Regions from separate parts of the Mus musculus genome. Here region 2 is linked to region 1. Evidence: chromatin loops called from intact Hi-C (ENCODE). Cell type or tissue: left cerebral cortex. All regions are shown on one strand. Links, peaks and the distances in the headings refer to the core of each region. The heading gives the core; the rest is flanking DNA.

The links. Peaks named below come from ENCODE experiments on the same cell type or tissue, not always from the same donor. Only the 100,000 strongest peaks of a DNase experiment are listed, where the experiment ranks them.
Region 2: a loop joins it to region 1, with 1.9 times the contacts of the local background. A loop is called at or near these places in 2 of 42 quality-filtered maps.

The regions. Positions count from the first base shown.
Region 1 is chr6:114,107,149-114,116,290 of GRCm38, forward strand. No RefSeq gene overlaps it. Among named protein-coding and RNA genes, the nearest start is that of Gm36023, 17 kb to the left of the region's middle. In left cerebral cortex, for the core only: no CTCF peak of the experiment used is centred there; a DNase peak (open chromatin) is centred at 3,761.
Region 2 is chr6:114,245,850-114,254,991 of GRCm38, forward strand. Slc6a11 (solute carrier family 6 (neurotransmitter transporter, GABA), member 11) reads left to right here. Exons shown (of 14, transcript NM_172890.3): 14 at 1,739-4,037. The coding sequence ends at 1,891. Among named protein-coding and RNA genes, the nearest start is that of Gm46972, 22 kb to the right of the region's middle. In left cerebral cortex, for the core only: a CTCF peak has its summit at 4,716 (motif pointing left); DNase peaks (open chromatin) are centred at 4,705 and 7,170.

The DNA.
Region 1 (9,142 bases), core at 661-8,660:
CTGCATCCTTCGGCTGAGATGAGGGGATACCTCACTGGACAAGGGGTCTCTGGGCCTCCTTCCTGCATGTCCTGTGTACACACATCCCATTTATAATATTAAGATATGCCAGCTTTCACACTGATGAAAGTGAGTTCATATGGTCACTGCTTTTCACCACCCTGCTGTGAACCACCCAGCTCTCCGGTGTCTTACTTTGGAATAGGAGTGGTCAGGCAGTCTCGCCCAGCAGCAGTGCAGTCAGTGTTCTAGGAGTGCTGCAGGTAGCTGGGCTTAGCTGGATTATCCGGTAGGCTAGGAATACTAACCACATGTAGGACTTAGATGTTTTTAGCGTATAGTGAGTTACGTGGATGAAGCGCTAACATGATTAAGGACCACGTATGTGTGCTATTATTCTGGTGACATCTCATACAGTGGGGCTTCTTTGGTGCTCAGTGTACTACCTTCTTCATTAGTTAACCCTGCCACAGCTCAGATTCATGTCCACTTTGGCCCCAATGTCCACCTAGGCATCCTAACCTGAAGTAGACCCAGATACCCAGAACCACATACACAACCCCCAGCAAATGCCTCAGGTAGGCCATGCCTGGTGTGATCATTATTTAACTCAGTATTTTGCCTTGTGCCTGCTTTCTCCTGGGCCCCTACCTCAGGAATCGTGACCGGGGTGTGAACACCAACCTGAATGGCCCTCCCACTCACCATGCCTGTCCACTCCTGTTACTCTCTCACTACACCTGCATCTGTTACCAAGACAACAGCATCCTTCCCTCCATTCAAATGTTGGCCTGGCTTAGTGTTTAAAAGTGTTGATTTCAGAGGGCCTGGGTTCAGTTTGCAGCACCTACAGGCTCATAGTCACCTGTAAATTCAGCTCCAGGGTTTCTGAAACTCTCTAGCTTCCAAGGACACCTGCATATCTGCGGTGTACATAAACACACACACACACACTCCCTCTCCCTTCCTCTACACACACACACACACACACAGACACACAGACACACAGACACACAGACACACACACACACACACACACACACACACACACACACAGAGAGAGAGAGAGAGAGAGAGAGAGAGATAATAAAAACAATCTTCTAAAAAGCCTTATTTATAATAGCCAGAAGCTGGAAAGAACCCAGATGCCCCTCAACAGAGGAATGGATACAGAAAATGTGGTACATTTACACAATGGAGTACTACTCATCTATTAAAAAGAATGAATTTATGAAATTCCTAGGCAAATGGATGGACCTGGAGGGCATCATCCTGAGTGAGGTAACCCAATCACAAAGGAACTCACAAAATATGTACTCACTGATAAGTGGATATTAGCCCAGAAACTTAGGATACCCAAGATATAAGATACAACTTGCCAAACGCATGAAATTCAAGAAGAACGAAGACCAAAGTGTGGACACTTTACCCTTTCATAGAAATGGTAACAAAACACCCATGGAAGGAGTTACAGAGACAAAGTTTGGAGCTGTGACGAAAGGATGGACCATCTAGAGACTGCCATATCTGGGAATCCATCCCATAATCAGCTTCCAAACGCTGACACCATTGCATACACTAGCAAGATTTTGCTGAAAGGACCCAGATAGAGTTGTCTCTTGTGAGTCTATGCCGGGGCCTAGCAAACACATAAGTGGATGCTCACAGTTAGCTATTGGATGGATCACAGGGCCCCCAATGGAGGAGCTAGAGAAAGTACCCAAGGAGCTAAAGGGATCTGCAACCCTATAGGTGGAACAACAATATGAACTACCCAGTACCCCGGAGCTCTTGTCTCTAGTTGCATATGTAGCAGAAGATGGCCTAGTTGGCTATCACTGCAAAGAGAGGCCCATTGGACTTGCAAACTTTATATGCCCCAGTACAGGGAACGCCAGGGCCAAAAGGTGGGAGTGGGTGGGTAGGGGAGTGAAGGGGAGGGTATGGGGGACTTTTGGGATAGCATTGGAAATGTAAATGAGGAAAATACCTAATTAAAAAATATATATATTAAAAAAAAGTGAGCTCAGTTATTCTCCTGTCGTTTAAGTTCAAGGTGACCCGATGATGGGTCACACAAGAGCTAGAGATTCTCTACAAGTTCTCATGGGTTGCAGTCTAGGAGTCAGATGGTTCTGGATACCGAGGGCCTTGTGAAAGGAACTTATAACAAAGGGGCACCTGGAGTTTCAAGAAGTTGTCTTAGTTATAGTTCTATCACTGCTAAGAGACACCATGACCAAGGGAACTCATAAATTTTTTAAAGTATTTAATTAGGGGCTTGCTTACAGTTTCCAAGATCACCATGCTGGGAAGCAGTCGGGCATGGCAATGGAACAGTAGCTGAGAGCTTTACACCCTGATCCACAGGAAGCAGACAGACAGACAGACAGACACACAGACACTGGGCCTGGTGTAGGCTTTTGAAATCTCCAAGTCCACCCCTTATGACAAAACTCCTTCTACAAAGCCACACTTCCTAATCCTTCCCAAACAGCCTACCAACTGTTGAATAAACAATCATATATTTATATCCATCTGTGTCTATGGGGGTCATTCTCATTTAAACCAGTACAGTGGGGCAGTAAAGAGGACCAGAATCAGTGGAAGGCATAGCCAGCCTCAGCAGTCAGGAGAGCAAGTGATGTCCTCCACCCCAAGAGAGAGCATGGAGATATAGCCTCTGCTAGTCATGGGAATAGACCTCTCCTACGCCTTTGGGTTTGCTGGCCCTCCACTTTCCCATGCTGCCCCAGAGTTGGCATGGTGCCTGCAGCTACAGTCAGTCTTCAGGGTCAGTGCTCTGGGCCCAGAGAAAAGCAGAGACAGGTGGTGGGCAGGAAGAAGCCAATGGAAGATCTAGGTAAACTAGGGCAATCCTGGCCCCACAGTGACCTCTCAGATCATGGAAATAAGCAACAACTCAGCGTTTCCATACACATGTGAAGAAGGCAGCATTCTGACATTGTGCCCGGTCACTTCAAGTTTCCATGTGTCAAACCCCCTTTCTACATGTCCAGTGCCCAAGGCCAGGATGCTGTTTCCTCTTCTAAGACCTAGTTCAAGTCCTCAGCTGGGGAGCTGCCCTTCACTCTTCAACAAAGACGGTTACCCTATTCCCAAGGCCCTGAAGTATTGCCTGGCCTGATTCTAGTTTCCTGTTGATTTTTTTTTCCATATGTGCCACCTCCTTTCCTTAGGCAAACCATCAGACTTCAATACTCCCAGTTTGGAGCACGTGTTAGTTATCCAGTAAAAACATGAACTAGTAAGTGAATTAAAAGTGACGAGATAGACTTATGAACTGTGACCATCCCTGACATTCCCGTTGGTGGCGATGGGTTTTCTTATCACTTGCAAACAATGGTGTGAGTTTTCATACCTGCCAGTGTTTAAAAATAGATGCAACACATCACGAACTCAAAATCCAAAGCTGATTTGATTTTGTTGAAGTGTTAACAACAACAACAACAACAAAACCCATGAACATAAAAGACCTGCCATTCAGTTCCAAGCAAAGTCACACACAGAGCAGCTGCTATCAAGGGAAAAGCCTTCGTTGTGGCAGTGGTGGGCTTCAGCTTGCAATTCCTGCCTTGGTATCTTGGGCATATTAAACCGACAGCATTGAAAGACTGTTTGGAAGCAGAGTTTACACCCACTCACCAGTGGAGAGGCATTTGTGGACATGGGCTATGAAACCTGTTTTTATTTCAGCAGTTTGTGAAATACAATCTCCATGCAAATAGGAAAGGGAACTTCTCAGCGTGTGGACTCAGAGGACTGCTCGAGCATCAGCTGTGTGACTAGCATTTGGGAGGCTGGACAGTGTCCAAGGACACTTAAGGAATTTTAGAATCACAAAGGAAACCTGATGTGCTGTGATGAGACAATTTGGTGTCCAGGCAAACAAACAAGCTGGCTCCAAGGAAGAGCTGGTCTGAGCTGCCCAGTGACTGTTGAGCAGATCTGTTCCCAGAAATCTGCAGTTGTTGGAGAACACTCACCCCATTGACTCTTCTGTTAAAATCTCATCCAGCCAAGTGCTCTGAATGCTTTAAATAAAGAGGGAAAATGTAAATTTGTAAGCCTAAGGTATAAGATCTTGGTAATATTTTAAAATTCTCCCTTGTTAGTGTGTATGTGTATGATATTTGTAAGTGCACATGTTTGGAGATCAGAGGGTAATTTCCAGAATTTAGTTGTCTTCTTATCTGATGGGCTTTAGCCATCAAATTTGTTAGCCATCAAATTTGGGTCATCAAGTTTATGGGCAAGCATTTTTACATAATAAGCTACCTCACTGACTGTTTAATATAAAGTTTTTCTTCTAACACTTATTTATTTTTATGTGTATAAGTGTTTTGTCTATATGTATTTAAGTGTACTGTGTGTCTGGTACCCATGGAGGTCTGAAGAGGGTGCCAGATCCCCTGAAACGACAGTTGTGAGCTAGTGTGTGGGTGCTGGGAACTGAATCATTGCAAGAGCAATACATGCTTTTAACCAATGAGGCAACTCTCCAGCCCCCTTTGATGATAGGGTTTTAATGGGTGATTCAATCTGCCTATGTGGTGATTAACACCAACTCTGAGCTGTAAAGGAAGGAGGTGACATTCTGACAACTGAAGAAAAGCTATAAAAACAAAAACTCAAGACAGTGGCACCTGCCTTTAATCCCAGTATCTGAGAGGCAGAGGCATGAATATCTCTTTGAGTTTGAAGCCAGCCTGGTCTATATAATGAGTTAGGCCAGCCACAGTTATTGGGTGCGATGATCAGAGATCTTCATAAGAGAGTGGGTTGGAAAGACTGAGAGTCAGAGGTTGGGCAGGACCAAAATGAAACGGTGTCATCCGATGTGACAGGCAGGACTCATCGCGGTTGTGGGTTACTACACAAAACCAAGCCAGTCAACATTCAGCATAGAATGGGAAGGCTTATGAGCCCCTACTCCTGGCTGAGGATCTGTGGGTTAGTAAGTACATTCTCGTAGAGGGAGACTCAGCCTTGGATAGGTTGAATATGCTTTAATGGTTGGCCCCAAAGTTCATGAAAGGCATACTTGGAGCCAATAGTTTATTAAAAATGATGATGCCATGCAGCTGGGGAGGCCAGAGAGGTGGGAGTATACAAGGGAGGAGTTAGGGAGGCAAATTGGGAGGACTGTGAATGAGAACTCCGATAAAGAAGCTGTGTTCAAAGAGAGAGAGAGACTGAAACTGCAGTACTCTGCAGAGATTGGAATGTTGCTAATTCCCTTATCCTGGGCTAGTGTGAGACCTCAGGAGCAGTCTCTGCGTGTCCATCTCTGTGTCTGAACTAACATTATGTGACTAATAGATAGAAAGCTTTAGAAATCTATTAACTTAGCAGACACGAACTTCTACCAACTCCCAAACTAAGAAGATCTCAGGTAAGACCTTAGGCCTATAGAAAAGTTTCCCCCTTTCTATCTTGCTGCAATGGTCTCCAAGATGTGCCCACCAATGTTCTAAACTTCCTTGATTTATAACTTCCTTGACTATGTAAAACTATAAAACGTCACAAAACTGCTTCCATGTTGGACCATGGAATTTGGAGTAACCAAGATCTGTGACCCCAGTCCATGTCTCTCGGAATGACCTTGAAATAAATTATGTCTTGTTCCCTTTAAGACTGAAGATGTGGTTTTTACATAGACAATGTGATCAAAATACATGGTGTTAAAGGCTCAAGGAATTAATAAAAGTATTTTCTTTAAATTAAAGTGGTGCCACTGAAACAGTTCACTGAGTAAAGGTGCTTGCCCGTGCATGCGTGGCAGCCGGAAGCCAACCTTGGGGCTCATTCTTTACCTTTAAAAAATACTTAAATTAAAAATTATTTAATTAAATTATTTTAAACTTATTTAAATAAATTTAAAATTATTTAATTAAGTCATCTAAAATTTATTTCAATTAAATTTTATTTAATTAAAAATTGCCTGTCTCTATGTATGAGTGGACATGGATGTGCTACTGTGTAGGTGTGATAGTCAGAGGACAACCTCTAGGTGCTGGTCTTCTCCGTATGCACACAGGTAGGTATACACACACATGCATATTGTTTTGAAGACAGTGTCTGTGTAGTTCCAGCTAGCTCATCCTCTCGAGAGCTGGATTCCAGGCCTGTGCCCCCACAATACAGCTCAAGTTTCTGTATTTGAATGGAGAGAAATGTGGTGAGAGAGGCAGACAGTGTTGGAAGTTGAAAAGTCTAAATGGTCTGAAAAGGGCATTTAGTTATCTCACTTTGTCTGCCAACAGCCAAGGAGCCAAAAGCTCACAAAGTAACCAGCTTGAAGTCCCTGCTGGAAGAAGCAGGCAGTTGGGCCGGGAACCCAGGAGGCTCTGAAGGCCACATTTCTTCCTATCTCTACCAGAGGAACAGCCTGGTGTGTAGTTGGAGCCCAGGAAAATCACAGTCTGAGGGAGATGCAGGATGGGCTGGTTCTTCATTTTTCTGCTCTGAATCTGGAGGCAAGACCTTGAATTTGGAATAGCTGAATGATAGTTACTACTGCTTTAGTGAAGTGTTTCTAAATGAAAAAAATCTATCTATCTATCTACCTACCTATCTATCTATCTATCTATCTATCTATCTATCTATCTATCTATCTATCTACCTATCTATCAAGAGATACATACCTCTGTCTCTCTCCCTCCCCTCCCCTCTCTCTTTTCCTCTCTCTTTCTCTTTCTCACGCACGTGTGCACACCATACACATAGACACACACACACACACACACACACACACACACACACACTTTGTTATTGTTTATGGCTGCCCCAAATGCACCACTTCCCCCAGTGGCCATCTCTGTAACTGAACACATAGACTGCCCTTGGAAAAGGTACCTGGTAAGTTTACTAAGCATGAAGGCAATCTTGGGAGTATTCCTGCTTACGCTGCATGCACACAGACCCCTCTGTCATTTCTCTCAGCATCACAAGGGTGCCTGTACCTGGGGGGTCTGGTTTTGCACCTACTGATCTGAATTTGTTTCCTTTCTATCCCTGCTTCCAGAATCCAGGGTTCATATTTCTGTGGCCATTTTACCCCAGTATCCTGGCAACCTCCTCCAAGGCTCTGCTGTCTGACAAGAAAGGAAACTAGAGGAGTGGGGAGGGGGTGTCTGAGCTGCTGAGGAGCAGAATAGGCATGAGAGAGAGAGAGAGTGAGTACTGGGGAGAGTTGTGGGAGGGGAGGACAGGAGGAGAGGTAAAAGGGAGGATGGGGAGGGGGAATGGTGGGGGAAAGAGCAGAGAAAGAATGAAGAGGGGAAGAAGAAAGGATATCGAGGTTAGATGAGATGGAGAAATGGCAGGTAGGATAGACATGGTCTATGTTCCTTAGGTTAGGAGTCACCCATCAGATCCAACACTTTGGGAATGACCCCAGACAAACAAAAGTCTAGAGTTAATATCTACATCTTCCCCACTCCAGCTGGAGGTGACTCACCTACAGACCTGAGTAGCAAAGGTTACCCCCTGGAGCAAGATCCAGGCAGGGTGATGCTCAGGGCATAGAGCATCCTTCCTTGGGTGATGGCTTTAGCTTAGGAACTCAGGGCCTGATCATCCTTATGTTTGATTTTTAAACTTCTAGTCCCATATCTAGATTCTGGAGAAATTCTTTGGATTCTGAGTCAGATTCTATTTTTACTGTCTTCAGCTTCCAGAAAGTTCTTGATCTGCAGTTTTTGGGAGAGCAGTTATTTCCATGGAAATATATCTTAACTGCAGGTCAGTCCCAGCACCCTGCATCTAGTAGTAACAATATGCATGGCAGCTTCCCCTGGCAGTTGAAGGATATTTTATTTCCAACCTGATTTAGCTCAAAGATGAGATTTTAGGAAAAGCATGAGGCAGGCAGGCAGGTACTCTAGCACACACCACACCTCACACACACTGAGCAGCTTCAACAGCATGCGTGCACATTAAGTTATAGACCGACACAGATTTGTCATATTTTCCCCCTAAAGTGTTGAGGTGGCTTTCTGGCCTTGCCTCGTGGCCATGGCAAGGATGCTGATGGGCTAAAACAAGCCTGGCCCAGGAGGCTCGGCACTGCAGCTGCCATGTGCTGCCGTCCTGAGTGGGGAATTTGGGCTCTACCCTATAAAAACTCAAACTTAACAAAACTGAAGCAAAATGAAAGAGAGAACCTGAACAGTCCTATAGTTTTTAAAGAAAAAAAGTAAATTAAGTCCTGCATGTCAGAAGAAAAAAAAGCCATACGGTCCCAGTTACCGCCCCCACCCCCAGTAATTATACCGAAGAACCAAAACCAACATGTAAAAAGGACATCTGAGCTCCCAAGCGCCCCACATCACTGTTCACAGCACCGAAGAAAGGACTCAACTTCATGCCTACCAATGGATAAATTAACACTCTCTCTCTCTCTCTCTCTCTCTCTCTCTCTCTCTCTCTCTCTCTCTCTCTCTTAATATTCAGCCACAGAAAAGAAGGAAATGTAATGTATTTTTCCTGAAAACATGGATGGTCTGTAGAACATCATGCTAAGTGGAGTTTACTTGTCATGGAAAGACAAATGCTACTATTCACATTTACATATGTGCTTTCTCACAGAAATGGAGCTTAGTAGTAGTTTTGAAGCTTCCTAATGCTGCCTCCCTTCAATACAGTCCCTCAGGTTGTGGTGACCCCCGCCCCCAACCATAGAATTATTTTGTTGCTACTTCATAACTTTAATATTGCTACTGTTACGAATAATAATGTAAATACCTGATATGCAGGATATCTGATATAAGATCTCCACGAATGGGTTATTTGACCAAAGGGGTCACGGGCCATAGGTAGAAAACCACTGGCATAAGGAATGGTTATGGTTAGCAGAAGTTGGAGAGAGGGTGGGCACAAGAAGGGAGGGAGTGGAGAATTGTCAGTCCAAGGATACAAAGTTTCAGACAAGGCTATGTCTGAGCATTTGCCTTGTTAACACCTTTCAAAGCAACTGAGAGTCAATTTGCAGTATTGCATTCTGAAAAGGCCAGGGGAGCTACTAGATACAAATTAATTACCTAAACTAATTAAACAAACAAAATAACCAGCTTGACTTAACCCTTCTACATTCTGTAAATCTAGCCAAACACCACAT
Region 2 (9,142 bases), core at 503-8,502, 140 kb after region 1:
GCGGGAATCCATCCTTAAACCGTGCCAGAAGCACCTCTGTGAGATTTCTGGATTAAGCCCGATTCTGTGAATTCTACCGCAGCCTCCCACCCGCCAAACAGGTTGAGAGTGCCTCTTAATTGATAGAGGGTAGAAACGGTCTGGACATTCCTACAGGGAAAGCATTTGAATCAGGATCCGAACTGAGGTGTAGCCAAATGTCATCTCTGACAGGCCACAGGGAAACACAAGTGCCACCTAAAATGCTTCCTCCAGCTCCCTGCCCACGGGGACAGACGGATGGGGAAGGTCCCTTTGGGACATGCTGGTCAAGGGCAGTTGGTTAATGTAGACTGAGACCAAACTGTCCATAGGGGAATTGACCTGGGACTTTAGAACCTCAGCCTTGGGACATCCTGCTCAGCCCTCCTGCAGCCTCCTGGTACTTACAAGCCCATTTCCAGCTTCTTTGTGTTACCTCAGTGCATTATCCTATCTATCCAGACAGCAGGACTTGTTACAGAGTGAGCTCTCTGATCTGGCCTAGCCTCAGGCCTCCCTGCTTTGTGATCTGCACCTGACATTTCACATATATTGAGCCTGGGGAATCCTCTGTGAGACACAGGAAGGGTCTAAGAGGAATTGCGGGGGGTGGGGCTGGGGTGGTGTGGTGTATAAGGACCTTCCCAGCAGAACAGCCCAGAGGAAGAATCATGTTGGAGCTGTGCTTGGTCCTTTGGCCTGAACCTCACAATAAATTCTGGCCAGCAGCTGAGGGCAGGGTAGCACCAAGGTTATACATCTTAGCTGTGTAGGTGATTAAGCAGGGATTCAAACCCAGGCACCTACCTCCAGAGCCTCTTCTCTCAACCTTGGTCTAAGACAAGAACCTGGTGCAGGGCCTGGCACACAGGAGCACAGTCAATAAGCTGCCATGAATCTAAATAGTAATTCTACCTAGACAGTGTGGCTTCCATCAGAGAGAAGAGAGCCAGCCTGGTCCTTGAGCACTGAGCCACCTCACAGTTCTTGCAGCTTTTTTTTTTTTTTTTCAGGAAAGGGCCCATGCTCAGGAGGGTTTCTTAAATCCTGGTCCCAGGGAAGGGCAGATGATGCTGAGGTGGGGCCCATGCATGAGATGCATTCCACGAGGTTGAGGCAGCTGAATTAAGGGGTGGCGTCTGCCTCTAAGCATAGCTTGAGAAGCGCAGTAAGAACATAGATCCCCCCCCTTCCCATGCACTGCAGTGGTGTGGTGACAAACCCAGGGCAGGGTAGGACTCTGATCAACCAACATTCACATCAATAGCCCTGAAAGTCCCACTCCCTCTGGTCAGTGCCTGTCATCCTGACTCACAGGTACAGTGATGCGGCCAGAGGTCGGGACCCTGGCTGGAACAGCTGTCAGGCCACTTCAAAGCCCAGCTGCCCCTCCTGCCAAGGAAGGAACAGGGTGGCAGCCCTGATTCTGACTCTCTAGGCCTGGTTACCTTCCACATCCACGCTGCAGGAGCTAAATGTCTCCATTTCCTTACTTTTCACTTATTCACAGAACAGGGATCTCAGACATCCCTGTTTCTGGTGGTAGGAACTCAAGGAGGTAATGACTCGCCCAGAACTGAGAAGTAAGGCAAAGGCAGGGGTTGGCCCCAGTCAGATGGCTCCAAGGAACATCTATATTGCTGGGGAGGCAGGATGGACAGACCTGGCACCCAGCATCCTTGCTTACACAGCCTTCTCCTCCTCTCCAACCATCTAGAAATTACAGAAGTTGACAGTCCCCAGCGCCGATCTGAAAATGCGGGGCAAGCTTGGGGCCAGCCCACGGACGGTGACCGTTAATGACTGTGAGGCCAAGGTCAAGGGCGACGGCACCATCTCTGCCATCACAGAGAAGGAGACACACTTCTGAGTCCCCACCAGCCATTTGGATGCGGCTCCAACCTTCCTTCCCTGCGTGTAAATGAATCCTGAACCTCGTACTTCACCTAATGTTAGGGGCTTGCTCGTCTGCACAGGACTTATTAACAAGTTAACTCCCAGCCGGCCACTGTGTGCCCTGTACCCTTGCCTCTTCCCAGTGATAGTGGGCATATCCACCTCACCAAGATAATTCTGTACAGTGACTAGCAGATCCTGGCCTAGGGTGGCTCAGCCGGTGTTTTCTAGAGTCCTTGTATTATATACTGTCAACTCGTATGCTGGGGGCAGGTGGAGTGGGGGAGCGGTGCCCATCTGCCTCTGATGTTCAGTCATTCCTGGTTTTATCTCTGAACTTCCCTGGCCACCCTCCTCTGTGCCCTGGGACCAGTTTGTTTTATTTTATTTTTTTTTCTTTTGGTCTTCCCCTTTTCCTAGTGACACCTTCCACATGTCAATGTCGTAAGACAGAGAGCAAAGCCTCCCACCATCGTTAGGACTCCTGAGTAACCAGGAGTTGCTGACTGTCCCTTCAAGTGACTGTGGCTCCTTTCTCTCCCTGGCCCCTAGTTTCTCCATCTCCCAGACCAAGGGGGCGAGGGGGTTGAGTGGAGTCTTCCCTTCAAAGCAGGGAAGAATACCTGACTCGTTGCTTCGCAGAGCTGCTTTGACCTGCAGAGACTTGTAGACCTCTTCTCTTCTCTGTCCCCTTGGTTACCACCTACCCACCTTGCCTATTTTAAGTGAAACTTACCACCAATGATGTGGGGAAGTGTGTTTCCCTAACAACTGGAGTTTTAGCCTAACCCTGATCCCTTAACTGGTGCACCCCAGCCCCCGTGTTCGGGGCTCCCACCATCTGTCCAGCCTTCTTGGCCACCAGCTCTGTCCCTCCTTCCTAGATAGGGATGATCAGAAGGTAGCCATCTCTTCTTGCAGCTGCCTGGCCAGGATCTATGGCTTAGGATCTATGGCCACCCCTGCAGGGGAGCTACAGTGAGGCCTGGGGCTGGATTCCACCCACAGTCCCTTCCCTGTGCACCCTGCTTTGTCCCCTGCCTTGTCCCCTGCTCTCTCTTCTACCTACCTGCCTACCCCTGCAGATCCTGTGGGCAGACACCTTACTCTGGAGCCATTCCACCTGCCTGTCACCTGGGTCTGAGAAGCCTTCACTTCCACTTGCCAGAGGGAAGAACTGGCCACCCATCTGTCAGGCTCTTCCTTGGAAACGAAGAGCAGAGGTGGTCTCTAGGGGGAGGCTGGTGCCATTCCCTCCTGCCTGGCTCAGACCTCTTAGACTGGTCTCTCTTCCTCAGCTGCTGGGTTCTTTGTCTGCCCAGCTATTGGAGGATGGGAAGTGGAGGGAGGGTCACTCTTTCCCTCTTACTGTAGTTTCCTAGATTTATCTGAGGAAAAGTGAGATGTCTTCACGCTAAGGCTCCAGTGTTCTGTCAGAGACCTGAATGCTCTATTTGCCCAATGCTTCCAGACTCTTAGCTGTTCTGCCCAGCCCCCGTCCCGCTCCCACCTAAAGCCTGAGTTGGCTGAGCCAAATGCCCAGCACTGCCCCCACCTAACTGGGCACTTGTCTAGGGCACACCACCCCCAGCTGCTCACACACAGACCACATATTCCTTCTGGGAAGGCCAGCATCATCCTGAAGATGACCTGTGGGGTTGGTCCTTGATGGCTGTCCCCTCCACCCTACCCCTGAGAAGGGAAGCTGCCCGTTGCTGCTACTGCACCTCACCACCAACTCCCTCATGGACAGACAGATCCCTGATGTCTGTCACTATAGACACACGTGTTGTACATGTGGCCCTTAACACTTGACACTCTTAACACTACTCATGGGGCTGGGTAGAGGGAGGCTTGTGGTTTGGGGGGTTGTTATTTTTTGCTTTCTTTTCTTCCTTTCTTTTTTCTTTTTGTCTTTTTTTGTAATTTCATACTAGTATTTGGGTAACTGTAGGGAGGAGGGGAGGGTAAGTGGGGGCAAGTGGGGGCAAGGGGACATATCATTGTGACAACTTTTTTGATATTTACTAGAAATGATGCAATATATCCTTTCTGAGATATTTACAGTATTATTAAAGGGTTGGGCTGTTTTGCATAACAAACTTTTTATTGGCATACCCAAAGAGCACAAGATTGTCTGTCTGCTCGTTTTTAAAAATTAAAGGACGTGGATCAACTCCCATGTGGCTGTGCCCAGCAAGTGGTCGTTATTGGGCTTTCCTTCTGCCTTTGGGTATCCTCAGGGTATGCCTTTGGAAGCGTCTGTAATTAGAGGCTATGCTCTCCACTCAGCATTACAGCTCAGGCAGCACTGGGAGCCGTGGTGTTTCAGGCCCCTCTTCCTTTGATGGCTGGTGGCTCATGTAGTCCCTGCACAGACGCTTCAGGTAAGCAGAGTGTTCAGCAGATCTCTCTCTCTCTCTCTCTCTCTCTCTCTCTCTCTCTTATCCTCACAACCACTTGTCCATTTTACAGATAGGGAAAATCAGAGCAGATAACTCAAGCAATTTGCCTCCCAGAGTCTCAAGGCTTATAAACCGTAGAATCTGTCCCCTGTCCCTCTCCTTGAGTCAGATGAGCTGCTGAGCTGAGGGCTGCTGAGCTGAGGGCTCTCCCTGCTGACAGCCTGAACAGTCACTTAATCAGGTGACAGCAGCGAGGCGGTAAAAGGCTGTCATAAAAATGTGTGTCGCCTTCCTTCCCAGGAAACTTGAGCTGCAGACCTTTGAATTTACAGGATTAAAGAATGTGCCTGGTCCACCGGTAGGCAGCTGTGTGTGCTAGTGACCCCTGCTGGCCAAGTGAGGCTCTGCAGCCTAGCTCTGATAGACACTGCTAATAACCTGAGTCTGAAAGGGGAGATTCGAAAGTGAAGTCAAAGACCCTCTCTAGTTCTAAGAAGTTTCCTGTGGGTGGTGGAAGGGACCAAGCATCAAAGAGCAAGCGATCTTCTGAAACCTAGTACCATTAGCTTCTTTCATGCACCCAATAGGCTGTCTCTAAACACCTACCAGTTTCCATTCCAGGACTTCAGGGTAAGATATAAGGGCAGCCCCCTTTCTTAAGTGTTCCCACTCTTAGTCAAAAGAAGCAGTGTCCACAGCCTTCTGGATGGAGACTGTCTGTGGAGGAGCTGCCTCTCTGGCCTCTCCAGCAAGACTATGCTGCTTATGGGATGAGTCTGCCCATGTTCCTGAGCCTTACCTCAGTTGTCTGTAATGGGGTAGCAATGAGACCCAGAGAGGACATGTGACGAACCCACTCTTCCCCAGAGGTCCCATGTAGACCCTATCACAGTCCCCAGGATCAACTGTCGGTGTCAGGAGGCTGGCAAGCCATCTGCACACCACTCAGCACCCAGCAGGGACAGGAGTGGTCTCTGAGCCTAACTCAGAGGCTGGGGCATCTTTCTGTGTCCCTGTTGAGAAAGGGTTGTTCCGCAGGGAACATTGGGGGAATCAACAAAGCATGTGCCCTCTGTGTGCTGTAGCCCCATCCCAGGGGAAAACTCTGAGAAAAAGAAGTCTGCCTCAGCCCCAGCAAAGAGTGGGCCAGCTCTACATGTCCCCTACCTTTCTCTTCTCCCTAGATCCTCTACAGAAGGTGTAATACCCACTCACCATGATGAGGGCTGTCTACTTCACTCCATCCGCTGATTCACATGTTAACCTCTTCCTAGCATTGCCCACCGCCCACCCCCGACAGACCTTCAGGCAAGCCCTGTTTAACCAGCTACCTGGGCACCTCCTTAGCCCAGACAAGCTCACACATGAAGTTGACTTTTAGGAACTCGGGAGGTGCCACAGCCTCTGGCACCACTGGGTGACCCAAGAGCATGCTGAAATTACAGCTGGTGTAGTTTGTGTAGGGAGAGCCTTGAAAGCCATCTGGAAATATGATGCATCTCTCGAGGGCTCCACATTCTTGAAAATGATTGAAGACCGCTAGAACTCATTCAGAAGGATGGGGACACTGGAGACCTCCAAGAGGCACTGAACTGGGAGATAAACCCTCCCCTACCCCACCCCCACAGGACCTGAAAAGAGACACCAGAGGTTCCTGGTGGATGGTTGGATCATTGAGTCATCAGTGAGGGAGGGAACTTTGGGAGTTAGGATGGACAAATGACAAGAGCCTTGTGGGAGGGGCGGAGGCCCTGGGAATAGGAGAGGCAGAGGACCAACAGAATTTAAGAAATCAGGGTTCAAGGGCATTACTGGGGGGCCATTGTAATCATCCATAGGCCTTCGGGAGGACATGGGTTGACCTTGAGGAAGGGGAGGAATGGGGAGACCCTCTCCCATCCCTTATCTGGGCCTTAGACCAGCAGGTAGCAGGTCACCAGGAGGCACTGCTGCTAACCTCAGGCTATGAAGGTGGGACCTGAAACAGGGACCTGGGCAGGAGACTTGGGGATGGGGTGGGGGGTTGTCCTAAGGTCTTATCTAGGTTCCCAGCTGAAGGAACAGAAAGGCTACCCTTGACAAAAGAATATAATTCACCCTCCCCTGCTTCACCTCCAACCTGACAGCAGACACCCTCTCCCCTGGCTGTGACCTTAGGCAAAGGATTTCACTTGTCTAGTTCAGTCTTAGTGACTACACAAAAGGGCTAAGTGCAGGTGTCTGACCCACTTCAAGTCTAATACCATCAGAGACCTGGCTGGCTTCCTCACTTCAACTTTGCTATGCCTTGGACAGAGTCGTCTTGCCCCTCTGAACAAAGCTGACGCAGGCCTTAGTTAGCTGTGTGGCATTCATTTCGTAAGACTCCAGGTGAACCGGAAAGGTATCGATGGAGAGTATTCTGATAAGGCAGGTTGTGGGGAAGTGACTATGCAGCGATGACTAGGCTGAAGAACCAGGGTGGCCCTGTGGGTCTGTCCACACTGCACCACACTATGCTGGATTCACACCTGCTGGCCAGCTCTGATCCATCTGCCATAGAGTCAGGCCCCCATCCCATCTGGACAAGGAAGCCCACAGGACGGCCACAGAGAACAGGACTCGGATTGGGGGTGGGGCACCATACCAAATAGGGATGATGAAAGTTTCTGTGGAGAAGATTTAGGCCAATTCCCCTCTCTTTTTTATTTTTCTTTTCTGTACCATCTAATTATTTTTTTTTCTAAACAGAACGCGTCTATTGCTTTTCTTATTCCAAAACATGAAATCAATGACGCTATTTTTAAAAATCCTCCCTAGGCCACTGAGAAGCTGGCTACAAACACACGTTCTGAGGGGGTTGGAAAGACAGACACGTGGTTGGAAGAGATGGTGAGAGGAAGAAGAGGGAGCCAGGAGGGTGGCTGCCCACCCTCGCCAAACTCATCAGCCCAGGAATTCAGCTCTGCCCCCAAGATGCCAGCAACCAAGCAGGACCTGTCTTTTGTGTCACAGGCAGGACCCTTCCTCTGGTGACAGCATTTATGGGCATTGTAGCTATTTCTAGATTGTGGCTTCTCACAGCTATTGGAGGAGAAAGGGAAGAAACCTTCATCAATGGCTAGCCTGTTTTATCTACAGATAAAACCAACATTCCCCCCCCCACCCCCTTATCCACTGAGGGCATGGGGTTACTAACCAGTGACTAGATAGAGAAACTGAGTGTTAAGGTTTGCACCACCGACTGCCTTGCAATCCTGTTCTCTTACTCATTTCTCAGGGGGATTCAACCCCTGCAGCCTCTGCCCCCCACCCAGTCTGTTCCCCTCCATCACTGGTCCTTCATTCAGCTGCTACCTACATGAAGAAAATGCCAGTTTTGGGTCCTCTGTATCATACAACTTCATTCTGGTAGGCAGAGACAGGACCATGAGCATCCCATGAAGTCAAGTAAAGAGAGGGCCGAAGCAAGTGAGAGGTGTAAGGAGGCCAGAGAGCATGGCAGGAGTGTGTGTGTGTGTGTGTGTGTGTGTGTGTGTGGTCTAAATAGACCATCCATGGAGGGTCTCCCTGGAAAAGAGAGAGAGAGAGAGAGAGAGAATCACGTCATGACATCATGACCTTGTGGGAAAAAGCATTACTGGAAGAGAGCAACACGTGCAAAGGCCCTGTGGTGGAAGCTTATATGTACTAGTCCCAGAACTGCAAGGAGCCAAAACAAAGTGCTTAGGGGAAAGTGGGGCATGCTAAACTGAGAGAGGCAGTGGGTAGAACGGGATGGCCTGGCAGGCTAGTGTCAATGTAAAATGAGGGAGCCAGGAACCAAGGGGAAGGTTGAACAGAAAAGGTGTAAGTTCTGATGTCTGTGGTATATATGTATGTATGTATGTATGTATGTATGTATGTATGTATGTATGTATTCAGTTATTCCTCTCTTTTTCTTTATTTGCATTTACATGTGTCTGTGATGGAGGGGCACACATGTGCCCCAATGCATGTATTTGGAGGTCAGAGGGTATCTTGCAGGAGCTGGTTCGTTCTTTCCACCATGTAAGTTCTGACGATCAAGCTCAGGTCTTCAGACCTGGTGACAAATGCCTTTACCTTCTGAGCCATCTCACAGGCTCTGGTTCATGTTTGAATGAGACCTCTCAGCTGCTGTAGGGGCCCCAGGTAAGGTGACAGCTAGAACCAGAGGAGGGGTGGGGGGTGGGGGAGGAGGATGGGGTCAGCCTAAGAGGGGATATGTATATCCTGGGTGTGGTTTGAAAGTGGACTAAGATTTCTTGGTGCTCTGGAAGCAGAGCATCTGAGATGATGGGCTGGAGATAGGAGCAGTTGAGCAGATCTCAGTCTTCTGGTGGGAGGAGCTAGACCTTAAAAGGTCAGTGTTGGGTGACATCATGTGCCACAGGTGGAGTCAGACTCTAGCAAATCCTTCCACCCCTTGAGGTCTCACTTTGCCTCATCTACAAGCTGGAAATGGGTTACTCTTGAGCCTCGGAGTTTTGCAAGGCCTGGTGTCCTGTTAGCATGGTACTTTGTGGTAGCCGAGGCTAATGTCTCCTAGAGACTAAAGGGCCCCCACTATAGGGGTCAGACAGGCAGGATCCTGCCCTAGCTAAATGACTTTTGACCAGACAGCCACCTCTTCCATCCCCATCGGCTCCTCTGCAAAAGGGAACCCACTTTCCACAAACAAAGCAGCTGTCCATGCTCCCAGCACATAGTAGGACCTCCACCAATGAGCAGAAAGAGAATGTGGGACTCCACCCTAGTGCAGCTGGACCCATGTTCCCAAACCCACTCCTGGCCAGGGCAGCTGCAGTCCCAGTGGGGCG